Linked DNA regions of Mus musculus: all the other regions are linked to region 2. A link is a loop called in an ENCODE intact Hi-C map of the cell type or tissue named here. Cell type or tissue: heart. All regions are shown on one strand. Region 1 holds the start of Chrac1 (chromatin accessibility complex 1). Region 2 holds the start of Ago2 (argonaute RISC catalytic subunit 2). Region 3 holds the start of Peg13 (paternally expressed 13). Region 4 has its middle 50 kb from the start of Col22a1. Region 5 overlaps Ago2 (argonaute RISC catalytic subunit 2). Region 6 has its middle 49 kb from the start of Gm23217. Region 7 holds the start of Kcnk9 (potassium channel, subfamily K, member 9).

Evidence for each region. Peaks named below come from ENCODE experiments on the same cell type or tissue, not always from the same donor. Only the 100,000 strongest peaks of a DNase experiment are listed, where the experiment ranks them.
Region 1: a loop joins it to region 2, with 7 times the contacts of the local background. A loop is called at or near these places in 12 of 42 quality-filtered maps.
Region 3: it touches region 2 in a loop (2.2-fold over the local background); 7 of 42 quality-filtered maps call a loop at or near these places.
Region 4: it touches region 2 in a loop (5-fold over the local background); 11 of 42 quality-filtered maps call a loop at or near these places.
Region 5: a loop joins it to region 2, with 2.2 times the contacts of the local background. A loop is called at or near these places in 22 of 42 quality-filtered maps.
Region 6: a loop joins it to region 2, with 4 times the contacts of the local background. A loop is called at or near these places in 4 of 42 quality-filtered maps.
Region 7: it touches region 2 in a loop (11-fold over the local background); 16 of 42 quality-filtered maps call a loop at or near these places.

What each region holds. Positions count from the first base shown.
Region 1 is chr15:73,088,391-73,092,390 of GRCm38, reverse strand. Chrac1 (chromatin accessibility complex 1) reads right to left here and starts at 1,979. Exons shown (of 3, transcript NM_053068.3): 1 at 1,808-1,979. The coding sequence starts at 1,954. In heart, no CTCF peak of the experiment used is centred here; DNase peaks (open chromatin) are centred at 1,151, 1,620 and 2,010; H3K4me3 peaks cover 1,820 bases; H3K27ac peaks cover 1,579 bases.
Region 2 is chr15:73,183,774-73,187,773 of GRCm38, reverse strand. Ago2 (argonaute RISC catalytic subunit 2) reads left to right here and starts at 2,827. Exons shown (of 19, transcript NM_153178.4): 1 at 2,827-3,013. The coding sequence starts at 2,992. In heart, CTCF peaks have their summits at 2,319 (motif pointing right) and 3,650; DNase peaks (open chromatin) are centred at 743, 2,373, 2,693, 3,403 and 2 weaker places; H3K4me3 peaks cover 2,771 bases; H3K27ac peaks cover 3,488 bases.
Region 3 is chr15:72,808,538-72,812,537 of GRCm38, reverse strand. The region is part of intron 16 of Trappc9 (trafficking protein particle complex 9); the gene reads left to right. Peg13 (paternally expressed 13) reads left to right here and starts at 2,214. Exons shown (of 1, transcript NR_002864.2): 1 at 2,214-4,000. In heart, CTCF peaks have their summits at 2,200 (motif pointing right), 2,400 (motif pointing right) and 3,321; DNase peaks (open chromatin) are centred at 1,717, 2,217 and 2,507; H3K4me3 peaks cover 2,740 bases; H3K27ac peaks cover 1,600 bases.
Region 4 is chr15:72,081,729-72,085,728 of GRCm38, reverse strand. It overlaps a transcript of Col22a1 not described here. Among named protein-coding and RNA genes, the nearest start is that of Col22a1, 50 kb to the right of the region's middle. In heart, a CTCF peak has its summit at 1,914 (motif pointing left); no DNase peak of the experiment used is centred here; H3K27me3 peaks cover 492 bases.
Region 5 is chr15:73,136,808-73,140,807 of GRCm38, reverse strand. It overlaps Ago2 (argonaute RISC catalytic subunit 2), which reads left to right. Exons shown (of 19, transcript NM_153178.4): 3 at 2,695-2,815. Among named protein-coding and RNA genes, the nearest start is that of Gm31725, 30 kb to the right of the region's middle. In heart, a CTCF peak has its summit at 1,651; DNase peaks (open chromatin) are centred at 397 and 3,547; H3K27ac peaks cover 2,238 bases.
Region 6 is chr15:72,204,157-72,208,156 of GRCm38, reverse strand. No RefSeq gene overlaps it. Among named protein-coding and RNA genes, the nearest start is that of Gm23217, 49 kb to the left of the region's middle. In heart, a CTCF peak has its summit at 2,015 (motif pointing left); no DNase peak of the experiment used is centred here.
Region 7 is chr15:72,547,235-72,551,234 of GRCm38, reverse strand. Kcnk9 (potassium channel, subfamily K, member 9) reads left to right here and starts at 3,536. Exons shown (of 2, transcript NM_001033876.2): 1 at 3,536-4,000. In heart, a CTCF peak has its summit at 1,661 (motif pointing left); a DNase peak (open chromatin) is centred at 1,654; H3K4me3 peaks cover 447 bases; H3K27me3 peaks cover 3,921 bases.

The DNA.
Region 1 (4,000 bases), 95 kb after region 2:
GTGGTGGTGCATGCCTTTAATCCCAGCACTTGGGAGGCAGAGGCAGACCTATCTGAGTTAAAGGCTAACCTGGTCTACAGAGTTCCAGGACACCCAGATCTACACAGAGAAACTATGTCTTGAAAAATGAAAACCAATCAACCAAATTACATCTGGCTTGCAAAGGACTATATTACAGACATAAGGTGCCAGGCGTCTGTGTCTATTTCAGTCCCTTGTTTTCTCATAACTATAATAAAAATCAAAAACCTCAGACTGAAAAATGACATCTCATTTTGCCCAAATACCTTCTAGGTACAGAACTGACAAGAGCCCAATGCTCAGAAATAAAAACTGAACCTTCCCCAGGGTTCAGTATTATCTCAGCTAGTACGTGATCAGAGAACTGTCTGCATAGTGATTAGGTCCTTAACACTAGAATGAAGCTTACAAAAAAAATGTGAATCCTAGCACCACACAGAAATAAGAGGAAGACCACCATGATCTTTTCCTTTTTTTTTGTTTTTTGTTTTTAAATAGGTTCTACTTTTTTGTTGTTGTTGTTGTTGTTTTTTTTTTTTTTTTTTTTTTTTTTTTTTGAGACAGGGTTTCTCTGTGTAGCCCTGGCTGTCCTGGAACTCACTCTGTAGACCAGGCTGGCCTTGAACTCAGAAATCCGCCTGCCTCTGCCTCCCAAGTGCTGGGATCAAAGTCATGCGCCACCATTGCCCAGCCACCACCATGATCTTAAGATGATTTAGAAATGAGACATGTATAGTTTACATGTAAATATACACCACTGTCTAAAAGGGGCTTGTTATCCTAAGATTTGTATTTGGCTTTGGAGGACCAATCCAAAGATACTGGGGAACTATTGTTATTTTATCAGGATCTACTTAAGGTTGACTCTATTGCAGTCACAAGATTTGTACCTTTGTCCCTAGTCCAAAATATTGTAAAAAAAAAAAAAAAAAAAAAAAAATGCCACGCACTGAATGAAGTTCTAGAAGCAGAGGCTGGAAAAGAAGGTAGAGCCAATAGTCATGGCTGGGTCTCAGAACAATAAGGTTCCCGGCCTACCACTATCGAAACCAAACTTTAAACCAGGAGTGGGGTCAGGAAATTTTAATCGCCGTACTCAGAAGGGCCAAGACCAAGGTGGCAGGGTGTGGTGGCACAAGCCTTAAACCCCAGCAACACTTGGTAGGCTGAGACAAGCAGATCTCTTTCGAGTTCAAGGTAATTCTGGTGGTTTACAGAGCTCCAGGATAGGGAAAACATACTGAGAGATGGCTGGAAATATAGAACAAAATAAGAAGACAAAGCGATGTGTGTTGGGAGGGGACTATGCGGTTATAATTTAACTTGTGACAGCGGATGTCTGCGTAAACTCTGACTACCTCCAGAGTCCTGAGGGCTGAAGAGCCCTAGACAGCCTTGCAAGCCGTCCTGGAAGCTTGGAGAACCTTCCCGCATCTTCCTGGGGGAAGTCAGAGTCAGCCCGACCTCCCGCACGACATAGACCCGCCTCAACTCGCGCACGCAGCCGAACCCTTAACTACGCGTGCGCGAGGCCCAGCGGGGAGTGACGCGGGAGGCGGGGCGCAGAGGACGCTGGGAGCCAGACGATCCTGCAGAGCGAAAGCGGCGCAGTGGGCGGAGCTGAGCCCGCGGGAGGGGAGGAGGAGGTGTGTAGCGCGCAGACGCAAGAGAAAGAGGCGCCGCGCGGCCCCCGCAGGGCAGCCAAAGGCCAAGGCGCGTGTGTGCGGAGCCCGAGGGGCGGTTGGTGCCCGCGCCCGCCCCTCTCGTCGCCCCGCCGGCCGCTCACCGTGGCCTTGGCCGTGAGCACCAGCGCCTCCTGGTTGATGCTCGACACCTCGGGAGAGCTCTTCATGATGACTCGGATGCGGGACAGGGGCAATGACACGAGCCGCTGGTCCCCGCACTTTTCCTTCCCCACGGCCGCGTCCGCCATCTTCCGCGTCCGTCCCGGGCGGCCCGTGATGCTTCGCGCGGCCGCGCCTGCGCAGACGCTGTGGAGCGCGGTGGCCCGAAAGCCTGGGAGCCGGCGCCCGGGAAAATCCCTCTCGGAAACGCCGGGGCAGTCTCCCGGAAGAAGCGCTCTCAGGCGTCCGAGTGCTTGCTCGGGCAGTCCCGAGCTGCACAGATTTGTCCTTTCAAAAACTGGAGAGATGTCTTAGGAGGTCATGTTCTGGAGGGAATCAAACGAACCATGGCAACAGTTTGGCCAGAGGAATAGGGAGGAAAGGCGGCCACTACCCATGTCTTTCTTGAGGCGTATGGGGATTAGCCTGCTAAGCAGACAGGTGAACTGAATGGTCCTAGAGTCTTCTGTAATCCCACCACAATGCCAAAAGGATCACCAAGAGTTCTAGCCAGCCTGGCCACACAAGGTCTTGTTGAAGAAGATGGGCCATGACTTTAGAATGAAGACTATTAGAAACATCCTATCAAGTGGTCTGGAGGGAGCGTCCAAGAATATCAGAAAGTGGGACTCCACGGCAGATGAAACCGTGAGACCGTGGACTTTTGCTTAGATGAGCTGTGGAGTAAACTTGGGAGAGTAAAGTTGATGTGGTCTGAAGAGAACAAAAACTCCTAAGATGGCACTAAATATAGTTGGAGGAACTAAATCGGCAGGGTTTTATAGATTGGATCATGTTTGGTTTTAGTGTCGTCATTACCGTAGTATATCCTAGTCCAATAAACATAAGATACAACTGTCCCTCAGTATCTATTGGGGGATTGGTTCTAAGATCCCCACACATACTGAAATTGTACATGCTGAAAAGTCTTTTTTTTTTTTTTTTTTTTTTTTTTGTGTGTGTGTGTGTGGTTTTTTGAGACAGGGTTTCTCTGTATGGCCCTGACTGTCCTGGAACTCACTTTGTAGACCAGGCTGGCCTCGAACTCAGAAATCCCCCTGCCTCTGCCTCCGGAGTGTGTGCGCCACCACGCCCGACAGAAAAGTCTTAAATACAAAAGACGACAACTGCATAACGCCTAGGCACATTCTCATACAATACCCATGTCTTCTTGATTAAGTGCTTCGTGAATGCCATATGAGTAGTTGCTGGACTGTTAGGGAACAATGATGAGAGATTTCTACATGTCCAGTCAGCAGGGATGGGTTTTGTTTTGTTTTGTTTTGTTTTTTTTCCTGAATACTTTGTATCCCAGGTTGTTTGAGACCATAGATGTAGAACTTATATCCAGTGTTAGTGTCAGGCACGAAGGCACAGTTGGTGAGCAAGCTAGCTGCGTGCTCTCAATAAGGCTATGTTCACCCAGATGTCTGGGGAAAGAATACCATTTCCAGTGGGAAGTGTCATAACTGGTAAGCTGGCCTCTGAGAAGTGATGTTTGTTCTCAGATCTGCAGCAAAGGAAAGCCGTTAGACAAGATGAGTTTTGCCTGCCTTTCACATGCTTCCTTTCACCCAAGTGAGGCAGACAAGCATAGGACTGTTTTAGGAAGCTAGGATGCCACTAGGCTTGGGCTGTGCACACTTCTGAACAATGCCACTAATAGCCTATGGTACCACTCTCCCCATCATGCACGGGAGGATTGGCACACAAACACACACCGCTCTGAACACTGGAATGTTTCTCCTCCACTTAGTTGGTATAAACTTAGATTCTATTTGGTTGTGTTCTAGTAATGAAAGGAGAAGGAGGCCAGCCAGAACTAGTTTGGAGTGCATGCATAATAAAGCAAACTGTCCTTAAAGTGAACTCTTAGGAAAACCCATTTTACCATCTTATTGCCTAGTTGCAACTGGGTGTGCATGCAGTTAAAAATCAAACATTATTGGAGGGCATGTAAGGTAGAAAAGTTGTAATCTGTCAAAATAGTGAATCACCCAAACTATACCCCCTTAGTAACTAGCTCCCCTCCCTTCAGATCTCTGAAGCTAGGGCAATAATAATGTGAGGCCCCTGAGTATCTTCACTGATGTGACCCACTGTTTTCTTGACCACACACTCCTAATCTGTATTGC
Region 2 (4,000 bases):
CAAACACGTATAGGCCAACCTGCCTCTGCCTTTCAAGTGCTGGGGTTAAATGCACACACCGCATCATGCCTAGCTGTTTTTGAGATGGTTTGTCGATCCCCCTGCCTCAGTGCTAGGATTACAAATATGACCACACCGACTTGAAGGAACTAATAGGCCCTAAAGTTGAATCCTTCAGGCCCTGTAGCATTGGAGCATGAGGTGTGCAATGCCTCGGGCTCTCTTTTCTCTTTCCTGGGGATTATTGATCAAAACTGGGAGTGCAAAGTGTTTTAAGAGATGGGCTGGCCTGCTTCATCAGCGTCCTGTGCCTGAGTGTATAGCTACATACAGCACCGGGAGCCCCAACCCAAGAGTGGGAATTGAGCCGGGAGGGACCGAGGCCTCCAACGATATGTGCCAGGCCAGACTGGGAACTGGAGAAGGTTCTAGGCATGAGTGGAGATGACACCGTTGTAAGTTGAGTCCTAGCTTGCAGGCCAGAAAGAAGGCAGGCCCAGCTCTGCAGGTGGGGTATGGGGGAAGAGGTGGATCGGGAATGAAATTGTCAGAGGGAGCGATGGTGTCCTTGGCTTGGGCTGTGGGTCTGCAGATCTTTGGATGGTGCATCAGCGCAGGGGAGGATGGCTGTACCCTGGAAAAGGGCACTCTGAATGCTAGTGCTGAGTGGCTGGATGTGAGCCCGGGACTTAACTGGGCACTGAGCTGTGGAAGGAGGCCGACAGGAAGCAATGGCATCCTTCCACCAGCAGAGGGCAGTGTTGTGTCTCAGCAGAGACACAATCCAGCCTTCCTGAGATAATCCTGCCTGGAAACAAAAGTTTCCCAGCCTCCATCCTACCGCAGAGCCTGCAGCTTTTCTCCCAGGTCCTAGTGTTACGCTGTCAAGCAGGCTCTGTGGGCCTCGGAGGGAAACATGGCTCCTGGAACGGTATGCTGCAATCGCAGGTATCCAAGGGGCTGCTCCACACGGCCCTTCCTGCTAGACGGACACCGTAGCTACTACTTAGCTGTTTTTAGGCATCTCTGAGCTACTTTAATTTTGCTTGTTTGGGATCTTCTCCCTCCCTCCCTCCCTTAGAGGCAGGGACTCCTATACTGCCTCAGCCTTCTGGAAGCAGAGCTGGATGCATGGGAACCCTCACAATAATGGGAGTCACACCGCCAGGCTGATGTTGGCCTGTTGGCTCAGGGCCAAGCACACCGCTGCACTTAGCAACACTGACTGGATCCCATCTGCAGACACACTCTACTGTCTTTCTCACTCCACTCTAGAGGGAGCGCGCACGGTGTCCATCTTCGCTGTGATCCCTGTGATGAGCAGCAAGGCCCACAGTACCCAGGCTTCCCTGTGCTCAGAAACACGTGTGTAATCATGCGCAGAGATATATATATATTTTTGGTGGCGTTGAACCCAGGGCTTCTTGATGCCTGGCAATTTACCTACTTCATGTTCCCCAAAACGACTTCATGACTTTGGGGGTAGGATGTCAGTGCTGGGAGCAGACCCAACGTCAGTGCTCCACTGCTGAGTGAAGTCTAACACCGCCTCCCGCCGAACACCACCTCCCCCCCCCCCCCACCTCACCGCATCCCCATTAGTTCTGTGTTACCCTGACTGGTTCTGAGCCAAGATGACTCCTGAGTTCAGCAAATCCTGTCTCCATCCCTAAAGTACCAAAGTATTGGTACCGCAAGGGCTAGGTATGATTGATTACCCATTTGTGTCAATCACTTGGGAGAGGGGTGGGGGCAAGTCTTTCTTCTATGTATCCTAGACTAGATTTACGGTTGCCATCCGCCTCCCTCGACTTCTGGCTAGCTGGAATGGCAGCCCTGCAATGCTGTGTCTAGTTTCCTCCTCCTCCTCCTTTATTGGAAGGAGAGCTGCTTTTCTTGTTCCTGGGACTATCTTTGAGCACTACACAGAATATGGAGCCTACCCCGATCCTGGGGTCCCTGCAGTAGGACCCTGTTTGTCTTTGGCCTGGGTTCTCAGTATGGGCTTTGAAGACATTGCAAAGCCTGCAGGGCGAGGCAGGAGCTGACACACCCGCCTCTTCTATAGAAAGGTTCCAGAGGCAGCTGGACAGGACTAGGAGCACACGCCAGCAACAAGTGAAGAAGGGACATACGTGCACAGAGCATGCTGGTCTAGCAGGCCTCAGAGCAGAACTTGGGGGCTCGGAGGCCAGAAAGCGGGAAGCCCCGACCAGATCTGCTCCCTGACAGCTGATAAAATTTAATCCTGAACTTGCTGGGCTTCCTTGGTGCTTTGCTAGGATTATCTAGGTTGTGGAGTCGCGCCGGGAGGTGGCGGTGTGGTCACGCGCACGGGTCTGGCCGCGTCCAAGTTCAAGCTCTGGGTGGGGAGCTAGCTTCCCGTCGCCGTTTCGTTAATAACTTAAAGAGCCAGGCCGAGGTGCAGGGGCGGGTGCGTGGCGGGACGCGGCCGAGGCTCTGCCACTCGGCGCGGGAGGACTCCGACTCTGGTCGCAGTGCCGGGCTGGCCGCGCCCGGAAACCAGACGTCGCCTCGCTCGGCCGCAGGGAAGGTCTCGGCTCGCGTGCCCTGGGTCGCTTCTGGGGTCCCTCATTCAGGGCAAGCACGCGGGGGGCCGCCACAGCGAGTCCCCCCCCCCCCATCCCGCCGGCGCGCGCCGCCTCCAGCCTCCTCCCCTGCCCCCCTCTCTCCCTGCCACCTTCCCTCCTCCCCGCCTCCTCCCTCCCCGCTGTCCCCTCCTTCCCTCCCTCCCCGCCGTCCCCTCCCTCGTCGTCCCTCTCGCCCCTCCTCCTCCCCTCCCTCCTCCCGCTCCCCTCCCCCTCCGCTCCCGCCGCCTCCGCCCGCCGCCCCGGCCGCGTCGGGTAAACCTGTTCTGCGAGGCGGCCGCGCCGGGGCGGATCGAGCGGCCGGCGGCTCCTCGCGGCTCGCGGCGTCGGGGCCCGTGGAGCGCGCGGCCGGCCCTCGGCCGCGGCCCTCGGCAACGCCACCATGTACTCGGGAGCCGGCCCCGGTGAGTCCGCGCGGCGCCCGGCACTCGTGCCGCGGCGGTTGGCGGTTGGCGGGCGGGGCAGGCGAGGGCGGCGGGGCCTGTGGGGCCGCGGCGTAGCCTCGGGGCGGCCGGGCAGGGCCTCGGGGCCGGGAGGCCCAGTGCACCCGAGCAGCGCCACCGGGACGTGTGCGGGGGCCCAGGCTCGGCCTGCAACGGGTCTCCGTCCTCCCGCAGCGCTCCTCCCGCCGTTCCCGAGCGCATAGCTGTGGGGCCCAGCACGGCGGGCCTGGGGCGGGGAGCTGGACGGGTCGGGAACCGAACCACGGGGCCCCGGGACCGCGATCGGTCGCTTGGACGCAGTTTCACGCCGGGCAGCCGCCCTCCCCATTCAAGTGCTAATCGCCCTGCGATTTCCTAGCGGAGCGGGTGGCCGCCGTGGCACCCCTTTCCCACCAGCGTGCCCGTTTCTCTGGAAAAGTTCCAGAAAACTTAAAAACACGGACGCATTTCCCCACCCCGCTCCTGGAGCCGAGCGGAGGGCGGTTTACTCGCGGGGTTGAGAAAACAAGTGTTGGGGAGGCTTTTTCGCCTTCTCCCGCCAGGCACGTGGCTCCATTTCCCGGCTGCCCCGCCGCTTGCTCGGGCTCAGCCTGCACCCCTTTGTCCGCCAGGCTGTACTTGGCGCCCGCGGGCCCTCCCTGCTGCCCACCTGACCTAGTGGTTCGGCCCTGGGGCCTCCCCAGACTTCTTCACTGTGGGGTCTGGAAGCCTCCCAGATCCTCCCGGGTTCCCTATGGTGCCTGCTCCGGAGCCTAGTGCGCCTCCGCTCCTGATGTCACAGGGCTCCTCGAATGCCCACTGACCAACTTGTAAATGCGTTAAAAGGCTTCCCAACGATTTGAAGACCCTTTTAACCTTGCGCTTGGGAGGTGCCCGGGTCCTAGGGACAGATGTTGGGGCCTGGAGGTCCCTGCGAAATGGCCAGCGGCAGCCTCCTGCCAGATTGGG
Region 3 (4,000 bases), 380 kb after region 2:
AGAAGGGAGGGAGTCCCTGCGGTAAGCACAGTGGAGAGCTGCTCTCCTCTGCCATCAGTCTGCACTGGGACTCATGTAGGATTGGGAGAGGTGTAGCAGAGGGTTGTTGGGGGTCCTTTCACCAATATTGCTCTGGCTGTTTGCTTTTTCCCCAATTTCTTTTTTCTTTCTATTGGTTGTGTCCCCTTGGTAAGCTAGACAGCATGCTGGCTCTGAAGAAACATTCTGTATCCCACAACTCAATGAAATGGACACGGGGATCCAGCCACACTGTGCAGGTTGCAAAGAGCACCGAACTACCCCTCAAAGTGTATCATCCATGTAAGCGAGACTCACCTCAATGTCCTATGAGTCTCTTCTCCTGCTTCTGCTACTAAGAGGCTTGGCTTCCTCAGAAGGCCTCTCTGCGTATACAGGGCCTTTCCTTCCATCCCAGCTTTACCCTGTCATGATCCGAAGACTGAGGAGAGAAGTAAAACTGGCCCTGGGTAAAACCAAACCAAACCAAACCAAGGGAATATAAGCTTGGTTAGCACTGCAGAAAGTGTGTTCTTTGCACATCTATTCTCCTGTTTATTTGGCTTTCTGTGTTTTATTTAATGAGCACACATTTATTTTCAGGATATGCCAATGCAGCTTCTGACTTGACGCATATACAGTGTTTTCAATTTCACTGATGCTCAGGTTAGAATTTTCAATTAAACTTACACACATCTAGTACATCTTTTTTTCCCTTTATTTTCACTCATGTACTCTGGGGGAAAAAAAAAAACCAGTACTTTCAAAATTAAAGTTAACACGGGGCTGTAAACTTTGAGAGAAGCAATTATTTTGAATTATATTAGTAACCACACAGTTTGTCTTTTACAAGGCGGTGTGAATGATAGCAAGCTTTAACTAAATTCTATCATGATCTGAAGGCAGAGGCAAACTAACAATTAGCATATAAAACCCCGTGGAACAAAAGGAGCCTACTGTCAATCAAACAACCCCTGCAGGAGGCAATCAAAGATTTTATTGGGGTAAAATAACTGATAACCAGAATGCAGGAAGGCGACCCAACAAACATAGTTATAAAATTACCCTCCCCCAACACACACCCAAAAACCCCCAAAACCAAAAAAACCCTCCCCCAACACACATCCAAAAAAAAAAAAAAAAAAAAAAAAAAAGAAAGAAAAAAAAAAGAAAAAGAAACAAACACATCTCTACTCAATTTCTTAGGGAAGGTTCTGATTCCTAGCCTCTTGTTGCCTCATGTGTGGCCCTCACTAACATGAGGCTCTCCCCTGTGAATACTGAAGAAAGAAGAGGAGTGTCAGGGACACAGGGGCTCTTCCCTCGGACCATTGCGTGCGGCACCCTTCCCAGCGTGATCAACAAATAAAATGAAAATACTTTGCTTCCTTGCTACAAGATGCCATATTGCTGGAATATTTAGAAATATAAAAAGGTGGGACTTTAAACTTTCAGCTTTTGGTTAGAAATTATTAGTGCGTCACATATTGCCCTCCGGTGAGCCCTGGGAAACCCCGTTGCCCGGCCCTTCCTGGTAATCCAACCCAATGAGCTTCTTAAAGCTCATTTTGGAAGACATAGTCCTTATTGTTAGCAAATCGCACATGAATCGGGATCAAATTATTGGTTCGGCAGACCAGTAAGGGTACACTGGTCACCCTTGGCCTCTTGTCACTGGGGCACCCAGATTACCACTGCAAAAGGATAGTCCATGGCTCTCACAGTCTGTGCAACAGTGAGGCAGCCTGAATTTCCCTCACAGGAGGGGCTAAGCAGGGAGAGCTATGGGCAGGGCTGCGCCGCACCGCAATGCCGGATGTTCCCCATGCGCCTTCAGTGGACCCGGCTACGTTCCTAACATTGAGCATTTTTTGCTGCTGCAGCCTGGTTCTAGGTGGAACACCGTCACCCTGCAGACATAGTGGGACATTCATTTTTGTCATATCATTATTGCTTGGACACCCTCACTCTGAAGACCCGGCAGGGCGTCCTTAGGCTGTGGATCGTCACCCTGTGTGACAGCATGGATTATCCAGGTAGATGCTATACCACTGGGGCCGTGCGCCAGTCACCATTGGGGTACCCACGTTCTCTCTCTCCCCGTGCCCCTAAACCAAGGACCAAGAGTCATTCTTACCCGCTAGATGGCACCACAGAATGCATTCTTAAAGTGCATTCTGTCGCATTGCCACGCCTGCGCACTGAGATCCGCTGACTGCCTTGCTGCCATGGCCGCGGTGTACCGAGTATTTGTGTGGATAGCCTTCCCTGCCAACTCAGTGGAGCACCCTTAGGCTGCAAGTCTCCATCCAGTGTGGCTGCGCACCGATACCCTAAGGGTTGCTACCTCAGTAGAACCATTCTGATCAACTGTGGGGCCTCATTGTGTGGGCTGCCGGCCTCGTGGACTGGCGTTCCTACCCGGTAGAGGGCGCCGCAGAATGTGTCTCCACCGAGCAGATTGCCGCATTGCCGCACCTGCGCACTGAAGTCTGAGCGGACTCGCCCAGCAGACTGCGTCACAGCTGCCTGCATTCCAGATCTCGACAGACGTCTCTAAAGACTGCAGACTGCGGCACGGCTGGAAGCTGAGCGAACCCCTTTACTACAGCTCTGTGACCACGAACCGAAGAGGACCCGGTGGCTTGTTAGCCCATCTTATTGAGATTTTAGGCCTTGTGTGATAGCTCATCCAAGCGCTGGTGCTATGTAGACGATCATTGCCGCGGCTCTCCGGCCAGCTTCGGCTCTCCGGGAAGATCCGCGGCCTTTACTCTGAAAATGGTTGGATAGAAGACCTGCGACACTGCCGCGGAGCCGGGAGTTTTTCACTTGTGGTGGTGACCGAGGAATGGGCAAAAGGAGGCACAGAAAAAGCCCAGATATCTGTGTCGGTGCAGTTCGTGCGAGGATACCTTCGAGCGTTGAGATACCTTCGAGCACAGAACCCTGCAGCTTGCGATGCAACGGAGAGCTTGGCCGATCTTTTTACCCTGGAGACGCTAGCACAGAGGCTCGCCATCACCCTGTGGATAGGCGCATTGTGGTTGTAGCACAATGATGAGCCATGGAGGTCTCCACGCTTGGCTGGGACTTGGGCGTATGCCGTTACCCAGCCAACGCCTGTACAGCTCTTTGTTATCTTAATCCTGGGGAATTACATATATTTGTGGCTGCACTTCAGTGACTGAACGGATGTTCTTACCTTGGGGATAGAGGCACAGTGGAGCTGCGCACGGATACCCAACGAAGCAACCTTAGAGGGTGGATCACTTGAATGGTTTTGGTGGCGCACTAAGGTTCTGCATGATATTTTTTTTCCCCGCGGATGGTGGCGCAGCAGAGCTGTGCACAGATAACCTCAGAGTGCCTCACCCTATATGGCTGCTGCTTGCGCACTAAGGAATCAAATGGATATCCTTATTTTGGATGATGGTTTAACAGAGTCTGAACTACTTGGCGGATGCCTGCATTGTGGTGGCTGAGCACCAAGTGCCCGAGTGGATTTTAACCTGAGATGTTGGTATAGCAGAAACCCGTATTTGTGGATAAGTGCATCTTGACAGCTGCGTTTGAAAAGCCTAAGAGGATCTTATCCCGAGGATGGTGTTTCTGAGCATCCTTACCCTGAGTGTAACTACATTGTGACTGCTGCACACTAAAAATTTGGGCTTCTTTGATTTATTTATTTATTTATTTATTTTGCCCTAAGGATAAGGGCATTGTGAAACGTCCTTCCTTCCTTTGTGTGGTGGCTGTGTACTAAGGATCAGAGAAGATTTTATTCCGGGAATGGAGGTGGAGTATTTAGACCCCGCAGGCCACTCTGTGGCCATAGCTGCATACAAAGGTTGGGTATGGTAAGAGCGATCATCTTTACCATGTGGATATATACATTGCAGCATCTGGGCATTAAGGATCCAGGCTGATGTTATTTTGGAGCTGGTGGCACAGTGAGAAGCGTCCTTTTACTGTTCCATTG
Region 4 (4,000 bases), 1.1 Mb after region 2:
ATTCATTGAAACAGCCGAACAAATCTCATCACGTCGAATAGAATAGATTCCTCTCCAAGAGAGACTATCTCTTTTATTTCATAACCAAGCAAACCTCCATCTCTTCTTGCCAGGCCCTCAGCCCTCAGCCCTCAGCCCTCTGCCCTCCCTGTCTAATCTCTACTCTCCTTTAGTCTGCCCTGCACACCTCAGTAAAACCCACTGTTCTAAATCAAAGTCCTGGATGCTCATCTTGGAAGATACCACTGCAGTTTGACACCTTCTCAGCCATGAACTTGGAATATACCTCTTAAACACTCTGTGTTCCTGCTCCCTCTGTCGTTGCGTTTTATGTTATCATTACATAATTCCTGAGCCTTCATACTTTAGTGAAGGTGGCTATTTAGTTCATAGTTCTGTATACTCAAAAGTCATAGGTAGAGTAGATTCATAGTAGATTACTCTGTAATGAGGGACCCTTCATTGGATCATGATTTGAGAGACGGAAAGGGAAGCCACCATGTGCAGAAGGGCCTGCTGTGTAGGAGGGCTAACTTTATAAAAATCAGTTGGGAAAACACATTGCTAATCCCTTCCAGATCATGCCTACTATGTCACAACTTCACCAGCTCTCATCGCCTCAGTCTTAGACACACAATCAAGAAGATCAAGCCTATGGCTGCCACATGAGCCCTCAGAGATCAAAGCAAATGGGGGCCATCACAGATGCTTGCCTCATTGACCTCCTATAAGAGAAAGAGGAAAGGGAGATGATACAGGCCAATCGTGTGCTCAGAACAATGCCGGACAATTCAGTGTTCAGGGTCCAGCAGCTGCCATAATTAATGAGTATTTACTTGTTCTCAGTGTCTACTTATAAACAAACCTGAGGTTTGTATCCGATGCCTTTAAAACTATGGACTCAGCTTGAGGGTCAACTGCACTGTCTATGGTTGGTCTTTCTTGACTGCCCTCAGCCTTTTCCTACAGGCCCCTGGATTCTGAGCCTTTACTAATGTCCTGAGGATATCACTAACACCTCTCCTTCCACCCTACTGTTTCTGACTCCTGTGCAGCTCTGTACTTAGATGCTTGTCTTAGCTCTAAGCTACTACCTTCACCTGTGGTCCTTATTCCTGCCCATTTGTTCCTCCCTCCCACCACCAACATAATTTCCTTTAGGTTCAGGTACCCTGTGGTTATGGCATGAGCCTTTTCAACCCAGATTAGTGGTGCATTGGGCCACCACTCTATATAATGCATCATAGCCCAGCAACTAAGTTCCCTGCTACCTATTCATAGGTAGCTTCCCAGTCTCACTTGCACAGTGAGGCCTCTGGAGGAGCCCCACTGCATATCAGGTACCCTTCTATCCTTTCTCTATGCCTCCTGGTCTCTGTGATGGTTCCACCTCCTTATAGCCAACATATCACCCACCACCTACACCAAGCACCAATTATAAAGCAGTTATCAATAATAGTTAGCAATCAATCAACAGCTAAGCACACAGTCAGTGCTATTCCGGCTTTATGTGGACGAATCTACCAGGACAGTCTTAGGTACCATTATCCCTCTCATCTTATATATTAAGTTGCAGTCAGAGGCCGAGCTGTGGGCCTCTGGCAATGGGATGAAGACCATCCTCTCTCCTAAGTCTCACACTTCTGTGTCCTTTACATCTGAATTTACAGACACTAAAGTCAGCTTCCCAAGCAAATACAAGCTGTTTTCCCAGCTAAAACTGTCTCTAAGCAAGATGACAGTCATCCTTCATTATCTTCATTCTGCCTTCCTGGCCAGCCTCAGACACTGCGGCTGATGCCTGTTTTCATTCCAGAAAGTTCCTCCCCAGGTGATCCCTGCACAGGCTCAGTATTGCCACACTGCAGGGGTGAGCGGAGCACATAGGAAGTTCTTTGCTGCCCCCTGCTGTTCAGCATGAGCTATGAGGGGGGAAAGAACCTGACAGATTGTCTTCCTCCCCCAAATGTCGGTCTCAGTTTCCATGGATCTTGTTTTGCAGAGGTCTCTCTTAATGCAGTTTAGTTTAGTGTAGCATTTTCCAGACTTGATTTCCATCTCCTCGTGGCAGATGCTTAAGCGAGTCCCCCAGCTAACCCAGGTTGTAGCCCAGCATAGGGAAAGTACACTCAACAAAAAGCCCAAACAGGGATCTGATAGATGCCAACTCTCTCCTCATATGAGACTGGCCACCGAAAATGTCATTTTCTAAACATCTCTCCATATTAAAGACGGATTAAATCAACACTTCACTGTGCTGTTTAAGAACTGCTGGGCTGTTGTGATCATAAAAAGATAAAGAAATAATAAGATATGTTCTATGGGGGTGTGGTGAGGTGTGGGAGAAAGGGGTGCCTTAGCCAGCCCATGCCAAGGCATTCTTCCCCCTGAGAGACCAGCCACACTATGGTATAGCATAGAATAGAGTTTATTTAGGACATGGGGAGGGGAGTTAAGAGAGTAGTAGAGGCAGAGAGAAGGAAAGAGAAGTAGAGGCCAGCCATGACCACGGGGAGAGAGGGGGGAAGGGAATGGAGAGGGGGGGAACAAGGGGGCAAGAGGCAAGAGAGTAAGAGAACAAGAGAGAGAGGAGGGGGCAAACAGACACTCTTAGAGTGGGCCAGACCTACCTGGCTGTTGCCAGGTAACTGTGGGGTGGAGCTTAGACAGAATCCCAACATGGGCCACTGGTTTGTCCTCTGTTTCAGCTGGAGAGAAAAAAAAGGGCCAAATGTTAAGGAGGGCACCAAGCAACACAAAGAAAGGAAAGGAAACCACAAATATCCCTGTGTTAACATCCTTTCACTTGAGAAGTGGCTCACCTGTGAAGTCTTCATTGTTGGTAGAAGAGCTGATGCTCAAAGTGCTAGACACTGGTTGGGGAAGGGATCAAATCCCCAAAGGAAGAGAAGCCTAGTGAATAAAGGATGGACAGTAAATGCAGACCAAAGAAGGCTCCTGCACTTGTCTTCATGGTCCCCTGACCTGGAGGTGCCTGGCGGCACCTGGCGGCAGGTGTGCCTGACAACTTAACTCCCGCAGCCAGTCCCAGAGACCCAGGTTAAATGACGAATAAACAAAAACAAAAACAAAAAAACAAAACCCCTCACCTCCAGCAAAGCTGTTGGCACCTGGAAATGGAGATGAAAGATGATCTGCATTCAAGGACCTCACGACTGTCTCTTTGAACTCCAGAACTATCTCTCATTTCAGCATTGAGGTTGCCTCCCACACATCAGTACCAGGAGCAGAATCCAGGCCCCAGATCCAGGATCCAGCTCTCTGCTGCTCTCTGGTTCCTCATTCTTTCTCTTGCTTTCTTTCTCTCCTCCCAACTTCCCTCTTCCTCCCCCCTCCCTCCGCTCCCCTTCTCTGTGTGTTGTTTTTAGATTATTTATTCAATAGTGCATAGTAACTGTACAACAGTATGAGTCTAACATTTCCATAATGCTCACTGGTCATCTCATCTCCATTCTTATTGCACCCTCCCCTTAATCCATCCATTATACCTTTCCCAAATAGTCCCCAATCGACTTTTAGGTCTCTTTGTAAAAGCTGGCTCTTTACATATGAAAGAAAACATGCATGAGGTAGAGTGACTGTCAGACTACAATCTGGCCATAAGGGGAACTTAGTGTACTTTTGACACATCACCGCTTGTGCACACTGCCTAGTCAGTCATGTGCAGCCCATGAGGAGGAGATGGATTTTAGATGATGGGGAAATGTTTCAGGGAGGTTCTGGAAAGACGTTTGGTTGCCACAGGCTCCTGGCCACCTTGGACTCAAGTCAATTTCTCCATTTCCTGTGTCTGTGGGGTGGGAAAGTAGCCTCTTTGAGTGACCACCTCCCCTCCGAGATTATTTCCCTTGCCAGCCCTGCCACCCTCATATACCTTGTCCAACAGTTTCAGTATTCATACCTGTGTCACTAAGATTTGATTACATAACATTGGACCCCCTCATACACAGCTCCAACCTCAGGTACTCCACTGTATGAA
Region 5 (4,000 bases), 47 kb after region 2:
GAACAATGTGCCTAGAAATGCTAAACATCAGGTGTGATCCTTTCAGTCAATGTGCTCCTGTAACAAGCCCATTTCTGCACAAAGGCTGCTGGCCTGGCTGGGTTGAACTGGTCGGTGCTGAGGGTCTTTTATGTGTCTCAATGAAGATTGATAAGTGGGTGTGTCAGCTTGCTTGATAGCTTCTTGGGTCAGAAACCTGTTGGTCTCCCTGTTGTAGTGCACACCCTCCAGACTGGAAAGAGGGTGGGCCGAGACTCTGCTGTCACCTGGGCCTCTGTGGTTCCTATCAGGTTCCTGTCACGCCATCCACAGCCATCCACAGGAAACCCTTTCTGAAAGGAGGCCCGACTCAGGCTCCCACCAGGCACTGGTGTGTGGCTGGCAATGGTCACGTGGTGTTTTACGGACGCTGCTGCTCTTTTCCTGTCGCTCGGCGTCACATCTGTAAGAAGCTGAGGTTGCCATGGTTAGAAACTGCGTCAGTTCAGTCTCTCGGCAACTGAGGGGGCTGGGTGCTGCAGACTGAAGCAAGGGCCAGCCCACTAGACTTGCAAATGATTGGGAGAGCTCCTGACTGGTTAGATATGCAAACCTTTAATGTTCTTCATTTCGCTGTTAGTTGTGGGAGGCCAGATTCAGGTCCAAGTGATGTTCAAATAGTGTGGTGCCTCATTGTGGGATCTCTCCTCAGGAAGCAGCCAGTGCTCCAGTGTGCTTGCATGGTGATATGGTGTCTCCCCAGGACCCCACTCCCATCCCTAGTGGAGAAGAGCCCTGCAGTACAGCTTGGCAAAATGGGCTCAGCAGCAGGCAGCTGAGTGCTGCGTTCATGCTTTCCCAGGTCCCAGGCATAACTGTGCCTTGCTGCCCCCACCCTGGCCTTTGTCCTTTCCCCATTGTTCCATGCACAGCAGTCTCTGTGAAAGCCAGGATGGGCCCAACATGGAGCCTCTGATGGCCAGAGATCTGTCATTGTTAGCACTGTGACACCATGGTGAGTCCTGTGTAGCCCACCCTCCAGCAGTGTCATATGTCCCTCAGTATAGCCTGGCCTAATGGGAATCCCATACAGCCAGCCCTCAGGAGATAGCTAGATGCCTTGTTGCTTGAGGGCATGGCTAGACTCATGCAAAATGAAGTTATTGTAGGGGAAGTGTACCGCTTCCTCCATCCCCCTTTCCTTCTGGCCAGACTTGAGCCTCTCTGTGGTCTGCTCTAGTGGTTTTAGAATGCAGAATTTTAGGTTTTAGAATGGTTTAGAATTTAGTTGGGTGAATGTGTTAAAGTAACAATATTACCTGTCCCCTGGCCTGGTATCGTAGTTTTAAGTCATTATCTCAAAAGGACAGATACAGGGTGTCAACCTTCTGAGACCCAGGGAACGTAATCAATGGCGTACCCTGCTGTTAGTATAGTTTGATGATATCTACATTTATAGGCAACGTGGCTCCATTGTGTACAGTAATGAGGTCCTATTTCTTAAGATACACAGTAGGATTACATCAGGCCACAGATATCTACGTTTAAAAAAAAAAATAGTGACCCTTAGAGTCTGTGGCAGGAGGGTTAGTAGATTTCCCAGCACCCACAGCAAGCAGCTAACCAGTTCCAGGGGATCTCCTGCCCTCCACAGGCACTGTGCTTGCATGCACACACCCACACACAATAATACATGTAATTAAAAATAAAGCAAAAATCTTTTTTCAAAACAACAAAATAGAAGAGCAGTTTTAAAATATTTAATGTGTCTGTGTAAAAGCTTGGGTTGTTCATAGTGTTCTGGAAAGGCTGGGGTGGGAGGCAGTCTGAGCAAACTTTTAACTCCGTGCCCCAAGGAGAATAGTCCCCCCCCCCCCCCCCCCGCACCCGCCAGTTACTGCACAGCAGTTCCCAGGGCCGGAAAGTGGGGTGCAGTGGAGAGCTCCCTCAGTAGCCTCTCACCGCCTCTGTACTTCAGTGTCCCTGCATGGAACGTGGCGATGGTGGTGTGACCTGTAGGTTCTCGAGAAGTGGGGCTATTTGCTCCCTGTTGGCCAGGTTGAGACCTGGTGGTTTGCTGCCGCCCATGTGTTCAGCATGCAGACTGCTCTAGAGTACAGAGTGCACAGGTGATCCTGAGGGCTCGCTTTAACAGCTTAGTGAGGTCAGGGGCCTGGGGCGGGCCTGGGGCGAGCCTAGTCCGCAGGGCTTCCTTCTAGATGTCTGTACAACTAACTACCTTCTGCTTGCCTTGGGGAATAGTGAGTGAGGAGATTTATTTGGAAAGATGTTGGTGATGGTTATGCACCATGCCTGTGACTGTAAAAAGTGGGGTTGGGGGTTTGTGGACTACCATGGACACACAGACTCACAACAGAGGTATGGGTGTCTATTCTACAACTTTGAGACAGAAATTCCAACAGTTACCCCTTCAGTGACCCTTGGTACTCTGATGTTATGGTAGCAAACACTATCTGCCCCATGTAACTCATTAGAACATTCTCCCACATTTGTGTGACCAGAAAAATGAGATGAGCCTACTTCAGGTTCTAGGTTGTCTTTTTTTTTTTTTTCCTCCCCCCACAGAAGAGGGTAGAAAGCCACATGACAGATGGAACCCCTGGTCTCCTAAAGGGCCTTCAAAGCTAGTGTGTATCGGACAGATGCCAGCCCGCAGCCTCACTGACGTCTTGCTGAACTCTCTGCCTGTTCTAGGGAAATTGTGGAGCACATGGTCCAGCACTTTAAAACTCAGATCTTCGGGGACCGGAAGCCAGTGTTTGATGGAAGGAAGAATCTGTACACAGCAATGCCCCTTCCGATCGGCAGGGACAAGGTGAGGATGCATGTGCCGGGGCCTAGTGGGGTGAGATTCAGACAGCTTCCAAGGCTACTTGTTTCTCTTATGTAGGAGATCGCGTCACCTGGGAGGCACGGGCGGCTGCCGTGCGTGGGCTTCTTCATGAGGGCGCGCTGAGGTTCTCAGCGAGGCTGCTCAGATGCAAAACACTCCGAAGTGCAACCCACAGTCCACCACATACTGTGTGTGTGTGTGTGTGTGTGTGTGTGTGTGTGTGTGTATGAGAGAGACAGAGTATATGTGAGAGAGTATGTGTGAGAAAGAGAATGTGTGTGTGTGAGAGAATGTGTGTGTGTGTGAGTGTGTATGTGTGTGAGTGTATGTATGTGTGTGTGTGAGAGAGAGTGTGAGTGTATGTGTGTGTTTTCTGCTGGCAATATAACAAAGCGGAAGTGCTGCAGCCGCCTCCTCTGCAGTGGGGAGGAGGAGGAGGAGGAGTCAACCTGGTGTGGTAACCATAGAAAATGTTACCTTCCCTTATTATTTTTAGCCTTATCGTGGCTTTATTTAAAAAGTAATAAAGCGTCTGTCCAGACTTTGACAGTCTGAGAATGAAGGGCGGGCACAGTTCCTGCAGGCCTGGCAACGGTTGTTGCTAAGTGACCACGAGCCTTGGCTCCTTTGTGCCTGTCTGTATTCCCAGTGGGGCCAGGCAGTCGTGGTACCTGGTGGCTCTGCTCCAACTCTCTGTGCTGACAGGAACGCACTATGTTAGGGCAGGGAGGGGACACTGACTGCACAGCTCTGTGTCATGTTCTGATCTCCCTGCCCCCACCCCCAGTGGCACGTGGGTTGTCGCTGCCACTCCAGGAACAGATAATGGGCGTAAGGCTCCAAGTTGGAGGGAATCCCAGGACTGGGTGTGAATGAACTGAGCAGGCCCTCCCTGGCAAATTAACATACTGTGAATTGGAGATTTATTGATCTTAAGGTTTTGTGTTTAATTTACACATTGTTTTTATTTAAAGCTCTATAAGAAAGAAAAGCATAAGGAGTTTATTCACAGTTTTGTTGGTACAGATTTATAATTAGACACTGGGAGGAGCATGAAGAGAAAGCTCCTGAAGGAGGGATGTGGCACCTCTTGTGCTCAGATGCAGATACACAATCAAACGAGCTACCAGCCCAGACTGGAATGAAAATAGACATAGTATGCATGTC
Region 6 (4,000 bases), 980 kb after region 2:
TGTAATGAGCTCCTTTGCTGGACGTCACTCCAGCCCTGTTGCTATGCACTGGAGAAATTCACCAGGATGACATCTGACACCTAAAGGAATTGTTACGATTTTGGTTTTCTGTTAACAACCTGTATTTTGCTAATTATGGATGTTATTGTCCTATGTTAAACCAACACAAGGTATGAAGATGCATGATCTCTAATTCCTCCACCAATGCTCTGAAGGCATTCATGTGACTGCCTTTCAAGGACCAGGATATTGCAGATTAGAAAGTTGGCAGAGAGCCGTGTTGCTTTCTGTGGTCTGTACTGTCACCGGAGACTATGCTAAGGTCCGTGGTATGTGCTGATACTGGAGACCATGTGCAAGTCTTCGATCTGTGTTTCCATTTATGGTAAAGGGCAAGGAAGTTACTTTTACCATGGTACTGATGACTGTAGACTCAGGTAAAAGAAGGCCTATATGACAACTCCATACACTCTCAAAGGTAACAGCCTAAACAGAAAGCAATCAAAAAGAACTTTTTGTGATTAAGATGCTAAAGTGAGGCTCTTCACAATTAATGACTCTGGTATGGGGTGTGTGGGGAAGGAAATGGTTTTCTTTAAGACTCTGGCCACTGGGAGTTTGATCAGGCCCCGTGAGTATCTGACAATATAAATTGGATTTCTTTTTTCCTTCTTTCTTGGGGGTGGAGGGTGTCACAGGGGTAGAGGGGCAACAGACTGGGATATGGATATGATGGGATGCATGATGAGAAATTCTCAATAATCTATAAAAATATTATAAAAAGAGAGAGTAGAGATTTGTGGATGTGCCTCAGCACAGCCTACACAGCAAAGCAGGTGATTGCTGTTAAAGTAAGAGTGAGCCAGAAAGCCCACTGAGTCGCGTTATTGCTTTCCAAGTGAAAATGAACCTAAGATTTAGAGAAAGGGAGCAACAAGTCCAATCTCAAGGTGAGACAGCAGGGTGAGGATTCGGTCTTCCAGCTCACTCCAGAGACAAAGTGCAGTATAGAGTCTCCTGCTAGGGTCTTCATTTTCTCTCCAGAAATATGTGCTCAGGGTCCCCAAGAAGCTAGCCCCTCTGTGTTTAGCATTCACAGTCACAGGAATCCCAGGGGAAATCTGACTCAACATTTTGATGCAGACAAGATCACACTTCTCCAAAGTCCCCTGCAATCTAAGCTGGGGAACCAGTAGAGAAGAGATCGTAGGTCTAGATCGAGCTGGTGAGAAGGGTCTGCCTTTTCACGCTTTATTATTATTATTATTATTATTATTATTATTTTAAGCATGACATTTTCAGTCAGCCTATGAGTTTTGACCAATTTCCTTTTTCTCATTGGACACCAGTTAGAGTTACTTTCTATCCTCAGTAATTCCAGCCTGACCCTGGTGTGAGACTTGCATATTCAGAGACTTGCAGGATACAGGAGGTGAATATCTGAAGCATATCATGAGTATATCAGCCAGACTTGTAATTTCCATGGACTGACTGTAGACTCAGCAAGCAGCAGGTGTCTAGGTTCTGCAGCAAGATCAGTCTTGACAACAGTGCTGGCTTCTCATTCAGGTTCAAAGCTTCCTTATTTGGAAGGCCACAAGACAGAAGTATGATTGGCACCAGTGTGAATGTAGAAAAGATGGAAAGCCCAAGGCAGAGCACGCAGCAAGCCCACTGTCATGGTGGCTCTGGCTGACGTTGCTCTAGTGATTTCACTGTTCAACCTCAGAAGGATGTTTAAAGCTTGGTTATAAAAAAAATCTCAGGTGGACGCTGGGGTCATCTGTTTGATGGGTGGCTGAGTCACTCTGCTGAAGAGCACAGCGGAGGGCGGGTTCTGATGGACTATAAAACCTGTGAGTGGGAAGAGACGTGGGCTGGTTTTGTTTTTCTAAATTGCGCTGTTTCCACCAAGTTCTGTTTCCATGAATCCGAAGAGGCTTTTTCAGAGCCGGGCTTGGAGGCAGCTGCAGAACCAAGCAGCCATCTCTTTCTGGCCACACAGTGCCCTCTGGTGGCCGAGAGCCTGTGCATTGGCGGCTCCTGCATAGAGGGGATGCAGGCCAGCTTTCTAAGGCTCTCTGGGCTATTTTGCTTCTTAGTAGGGGAGCTCTGGGAGAAAAGAGCAAGGGCACAGAAAACACAGAGCAGGATAGAGCAGTGTTGCTGACTTGGGCGATTAGCTGCAGTTCCTTGCCTTTTCTCAGTTCCCTGTTAAAGTAGGTGAATGGCTGAAGTACCTCTAGAATTGTCTGATACATCTGCATTTTAAGCAACCGTTCTCTGCTACATGAATTTCCTAGAACTGAAAAAAAAGATTGTGGTTATTGTTCTTTTCATAGGTGTTAGCTAGCTGCTAAAAGTGGAAGCTCACAGATCTCTACCATCTCTGCTTTATTCCCTAGCTCAAAAGACCCAGAGCGGGGAAACAGCAAAGCAAGAAAATAATGATTTCAGTTGCTGCACTGACATTGAACGTTTAAAATTTTAAGACCTTTGAGTTGATGCACAGTAATTGTGCATATTATGGGGTATTGTGTGATGTTTTATACATGTGGGCAGAGTCTAATAAATCAGGGTAATTAGCATATCCGCCTCTAGCAGTTATCATTTCTTTGTGGAGAGAACATTAAACATTTTTTCTCGTTTGAGCTATTTTGTATTCCTCTAAACTAGTCATGCAGCGTTCTCATTACTATTCCAGGCTTGCTCTGTGGAGAGCCACGGAGTTAATAGTTCCAATAACCACACCCAATCCACAGGGCACATCAAGGACTGAATCACATAAGCAGAGTCCTCAGGGGAAAACAGGAAACTGTTGAGGTCCCGTTTACCTCAAAAGGATAGCTAGGAAAGGATACTGAGGGCGACAGTCTGATGGTACTGTACAATGCCAAGTTATTTTAAGCAAATAATGCACACAAGCATCTAGAAGTAATAAAACCACAGGCAGAAATTATTAAGGAGTTTTCAAAGAACACAAGAGATGAAAGTAGGGTAGTGGTTAGTAGACCTACCAGCCAGATGGACAATTAAGCAGCTATTTAAAATTAGAATAGGAGGCATGATGGTGGAGACAGGCAATTGTAAGACAAACCCATGGGCAGAGTGCAAAGTGGCAGGCACTCATACCTAAAGAGGATGCGCACATCACCGACAGTACCAATTTATAAAGATGACATTGAATTAGGACTGTCCTGTCTTATGCTGACACAAAAATGAAGATTTCTTTTATAAAGATCTCTACACAGTTTAAGGTTTATCTTTCTCTGTATTAAAATGCAAAGGCTCAAGCTTATTCCCGGCTGTGCAATATGAAATCAAGGTGAGGCATAGCTTCAGAAGGCCTATTTTGAGGGGCAGTTGTTTGTGCTCAGGCCTGAACTGGTGACAGAGCTCCTGAAGATTAATAGTTAGGGAAGTTTTAGCAGTCACTGGAGATGAAGTATCCAGGGTATTAGGGGGGGTTGTGCCTGCTAAGTACATAGACTTGCTGTATCCATCTTGCTGTTGGCCCAACTAACCCTTTTGAACAGCGTCCCAACAGCACCCACCCAAAAAGCGCCCCATGAGGATTATGTAGGCTAAAGGTTTAGAAAAAAAAATTGGGAAAGTTCATAGAGCCAGCTGCTTAATATCACTCCCATCATGGTAGTTGCTTTCATGCAAGAGGCTACAAGATGTCCCACAAAATTTGAATTTTAGAATAGGAGTTCTCTGTGGCTCCCTGGGAAGATGAGAGGCAAACATGGAACTGGAGAACAGAGATTTAAAAGAAAAAAAAAGCAACAAATTCTCCACCCATATTTGAGGGTGGGTGCTGGTTTTACCAACAAACCAGGGTTGTTGTTTTTTTCCCTCCAGCATCTCTACCCTAGGCACATGACAGTAAATATGACATTACACAGTCTTTATATTTTCATTTCACACCCATGACACTGAAAAGAAGAATCCAGCAAGCAAATGAACATAGCCTTCTGAGTCCGCCGACTGGGCAACA
Region 7 (4,000 bases), 640 kb after region 2:
CTGCTGTTCACAGTTAAGGTGGGTCTTCCTACATCAATCAACCTACTGTAGCTGATCCCTCCGAGCTGTGCCCAAAGGCTAGCCCATTCTAGATTCTATCAAGTTGACAATCAGTATTAACCATCCAGGGCTCCCTGGTAGGAAGCTTCCACTTCCAGCTGGGGCTATGAGAGAACTCAGCTTCACCTGCAGAACGTGGGGATAGTTCTGTGCCCTCTGCCTGCATTCAGAGAGGGAGATATGAATGCGACAATGCATTTGGCACTCCCAACGATTCATGATGTCCAGGGAGCCTCTGACAGTGCTGGCTTCTTCTCAGCCAAAAGAAATTGCCCTGGGCTAGCAGTGGCACCAGCCTGGGATAATTGGCACAGAGTGCTGTACTTCCCTCTCTTGGTTCCCTCCCTCCCTCCCTCCCTCCCTCCCTCCCTCCCTCCCTCCTTCCTCCCTTCCTCTCTCTCTCTCCCTTCCTCCTTCAGTCCCTTCAGCAGCAACCCCTGTGGTTAGACACACAGTGGGGTGTGTGTGTATGAAGAAGTACTGGCTTGGGAGTTCTGTCCTCATGCATTGTGGGGCTAGGATATGCCCTCTCTGGTGAAAGGGCTGGAGGAAGGGTTGCAGACATGTGTGTACAGAACAGAACAAACAAGTAGGCGGCAGAGTTATAAAACCAGGATGTGTTTTATTAGCTAATAAGATGCATCTGCTTTTATTAAAGAGAGAGCCAAAGTGGAAGGGAGGTCTAGGGACTGACTCCCAAAGGGGCACAGAGAGGCTGTGAGCCCACTCACTGGCCACAGCTGTGCCCTGTATTGATGCCCTCAAAGCCTTTCTCTTCTTGTCTCTGCTCCTCCTTAAACCTCTTACTCATGCCCAAGTCTAGTCAAGATGCCCCAGGGTTACACCTACGAACCTGCAGCACTACGGGGGGGGGGGGGGAGAGCTGTCATTGACTCAAAGGTGGACAGGGGAGCCCATGCCAGACAAAAGACAAAGACAGGAAGAATTTCTGAGCTTAATTGGCAATTATCCAACAGACAAAAACACTGTACTGTTTTTTGGGGTTTTTTTTGAGCATTAAAAAAAAATCCGTGGGTTCAGCACGTAACCCTCGGAGGTGAAACTCCCAGAACTACCCCTGGTGTGTGTGTGTGTGTGTGTGTGTGTGTGTGTGTGTGTGTGTGTTTGTTGCCACCATCCTAGCAAGCACTCACTGAGCATCATCCTGGAGTGGGAACTGAGCATCTTTCCCAAGAGAATGGGGACTAGGGATGCAGGCCGAATAGTCAGGACCCAGGCTCCTCTCCAAGGAGTCAAAAGACATTCAAAAACTGGGTTGTGCGATGTGGACAAGAAACTGGAATCCTGGAGGAAACTCTGGAAAGAAGCCCGGGGACAATGGGTTCTAGATGGGAGTAATTCTGTGGTCTTGGACAGGAGGCCTTTCCTTCACCTATAAAACAAACTGAAGTGCCTTTCCGTCTTTCCAAAACGCTGTGTGGAACTGGAGCTTCTCTGAGCAAAGCCTGGACTCCAGTCATCAGAGCTCAGCCCATCCCCCACAGCTCCTGCACTTGTCTTTGGGGACAGCTTGGACCTCGCTGCAGTCTGGTTGGCTCAAACGTGGGCAGATCTGTGGGTCGGAGTCTAGCGCCCCCTGGTGGCGCCGAGACGCACAAGCCCTATCGGACCTCTTGCTGGCCCGACGGTCAGGCCATGACTCAGGGTGCCACCGCTGCCAGAGCAGCGGGAGGCCTGACTGGGGTTCCGTCGTAGGCTGAGCCACGACTCAATTAATTACCAGCTGCTGGGAATCTTTGTTGCTCGCTTGTGGTGACTCACTCCGCAGCCAGGCTCCCTTGCAAAGCACGGGGGCCTTGGCTTCCAAAATGAATTTTGGGGAGCGCACCTGATCAGGTGGAGCTCCCCATCCGGGTACCAGGAAGACCACACGGAGACTTGACTGTTCAGGAATAGCTCACAGCGCCCGATGCCCCTGCCCTGTGGTGCACTCATGATCCTTTAAATTTTACCTGGGAGCATACATGAAGCCCCTAGTCCATCGGGCTATGCGTCTGGGTAGACAGAGGCTGGGGCATGGTCTAGGAAGCTGAAGAACACAGGGTTTCTAAGTCTCCGAACTCTTTCAACAGCTGGGGACGATTCACAGGCTGCTCCTATCTCCATGGACAGCTTCTAGCTCCCGCCTTTTAGCTGTTGCTTGGTGGTCACCAGATCTCTTCATCAGCGTCCATGGCTAGGGACAGAGAAGATAGCCTGGTCGAGGAAACCAAAGCCCGGGGTCTCAAAAGCGTGATTCTGTCTGTCCCAGTCCGCAGCAGCACTGCTCTAGGGGAGCTTTGTGAGCAAGAAAACCTCTGGGCAACCTAAAGAGGATGGGTGGGTGGGGAACCCAGAAGACCTAAACAGGAATCCTGGCTTCTTCCTTAAACTCAAAGGCTAGTAGCTCCCTGGCCAGATCCTCCTGTTCTATTTCCAAGCCTTAACCTGGAGGGTGCCTCGCCGGGGGAGCGCGCGCGGGGGGGGGGGAAGTTCCTGCACTCTGCTCCTCAGCAGAGGAATCAAGAAATGAACAGTGAAGAAGCGCGCGCACTGGGGGAAGTGGGGATGGGGGGTGGGGGCGGGGAGGCTACTGCTGGAGAGGGGAAATGAGAATTCCTGTCCATCCTTTCTTGAGGTGTAACTCTTAAAAGTGGTGGTCTGCGAGATCTCTAGGGAAAAGTAGCGGGGAAGGGGGGTAGCAGGTGCAAGACCACCCGGGACACAGCCACTATCCGAACTAAGGTGGCTGTCAAAACCCCAACAATCTAGAAGGCAGTATCCAGTAGGGCGCTGCTGAGCCAGGTGGCTGCTGCAGCTGGACGTGTGTGTGTGTGTGTGTGTGTGTGTGTGTGTGTGTGTGTTACAAGGGGGAGCGTGTGGCCACTGCTGTTGCACTCTCCAGGGCTCATAGCCCCTTCCTTTTCTATTTCCAACTCTCCCGGTTTTTGTTGTTGTTGTTGTTTTCCCCCATAAAAGGTTAATCTGTCTCCACTGGTCAAATTCGTTTTTCATCCCCAGCTGCAGGGCCCTCAAACTCTCTCTTCACTTTGCCAAGGTTGGGTGCGCTCTTAGGGGAGCAGTACTTTTTCAGAAGGAAGCCACTTCATCCCCATCTCAAACCCTCTAGCAGCTGGCCTCCCATCCCCGAACCCTAGCAGCACCTAGTTCAACCCCTTTCCTTTTCTCTCTCTCTGGCCATCACTCCTGGGCTCCTTCATGTGCACCCTGCGCAGTACCAGGTCTGCTGCAGGAGCTGCCACTGCCGCCTCACCAGCTGGCTGGGGACCAGGCGGGAGGTGGCGCGACCCAGAGGCTGCAGGAGGGAGGGAGGGAGGGAGAAAAGAGAGGAGGGAGGGAAGCCGGTCCTCGGAGTAGCCTGCCCCCCTCCCTCCCGCCGGAGCGGGGCCGTCAAACGCAAACACGCGCGCACGCACACCCGCGAATACATACACTCGGGCTCCCTCCGGCGCGCACGCACAGCGCCTCAGGCAGACCAGAGCGGCGGCTGCCTCTCTGGACTCCTGGACGCCAGAGTCTTAGGATCCTCGGGCAGCTGATGCGCCTTTGCCTGTCCCCATCCCTACCCTTCAGTTCCTCCAGGGCTGCGGGACCCCTCCCGCCGCCGCCGCCACCTCGCCCGCCACCCGGCGAGGAGCTGGCTGGCCGGCCGCTGCCGCGCAGTTCCCTCTTCGTCCCCGAGGTAGCTCCGTCGCGGCTCCTGTCTTGGGCTTCGTCGTGTTCCTGAGCTTCAGAGGCTGAGCAGAACAAACTTCGCAGATCGGCTGTCGCGCGGCGGGCACCCCGCGTGCCCCGCGCGCCCAGGTGGGCACGGGGCTTTCGGATCTTGGGGCATCGGGTTTCCTCGCCCGTTGCCCCTGCTAGATAGACTTTATCCCTGCTTGCAGGGATTCTAGAGACTCCTTCACTTAGCAAACTT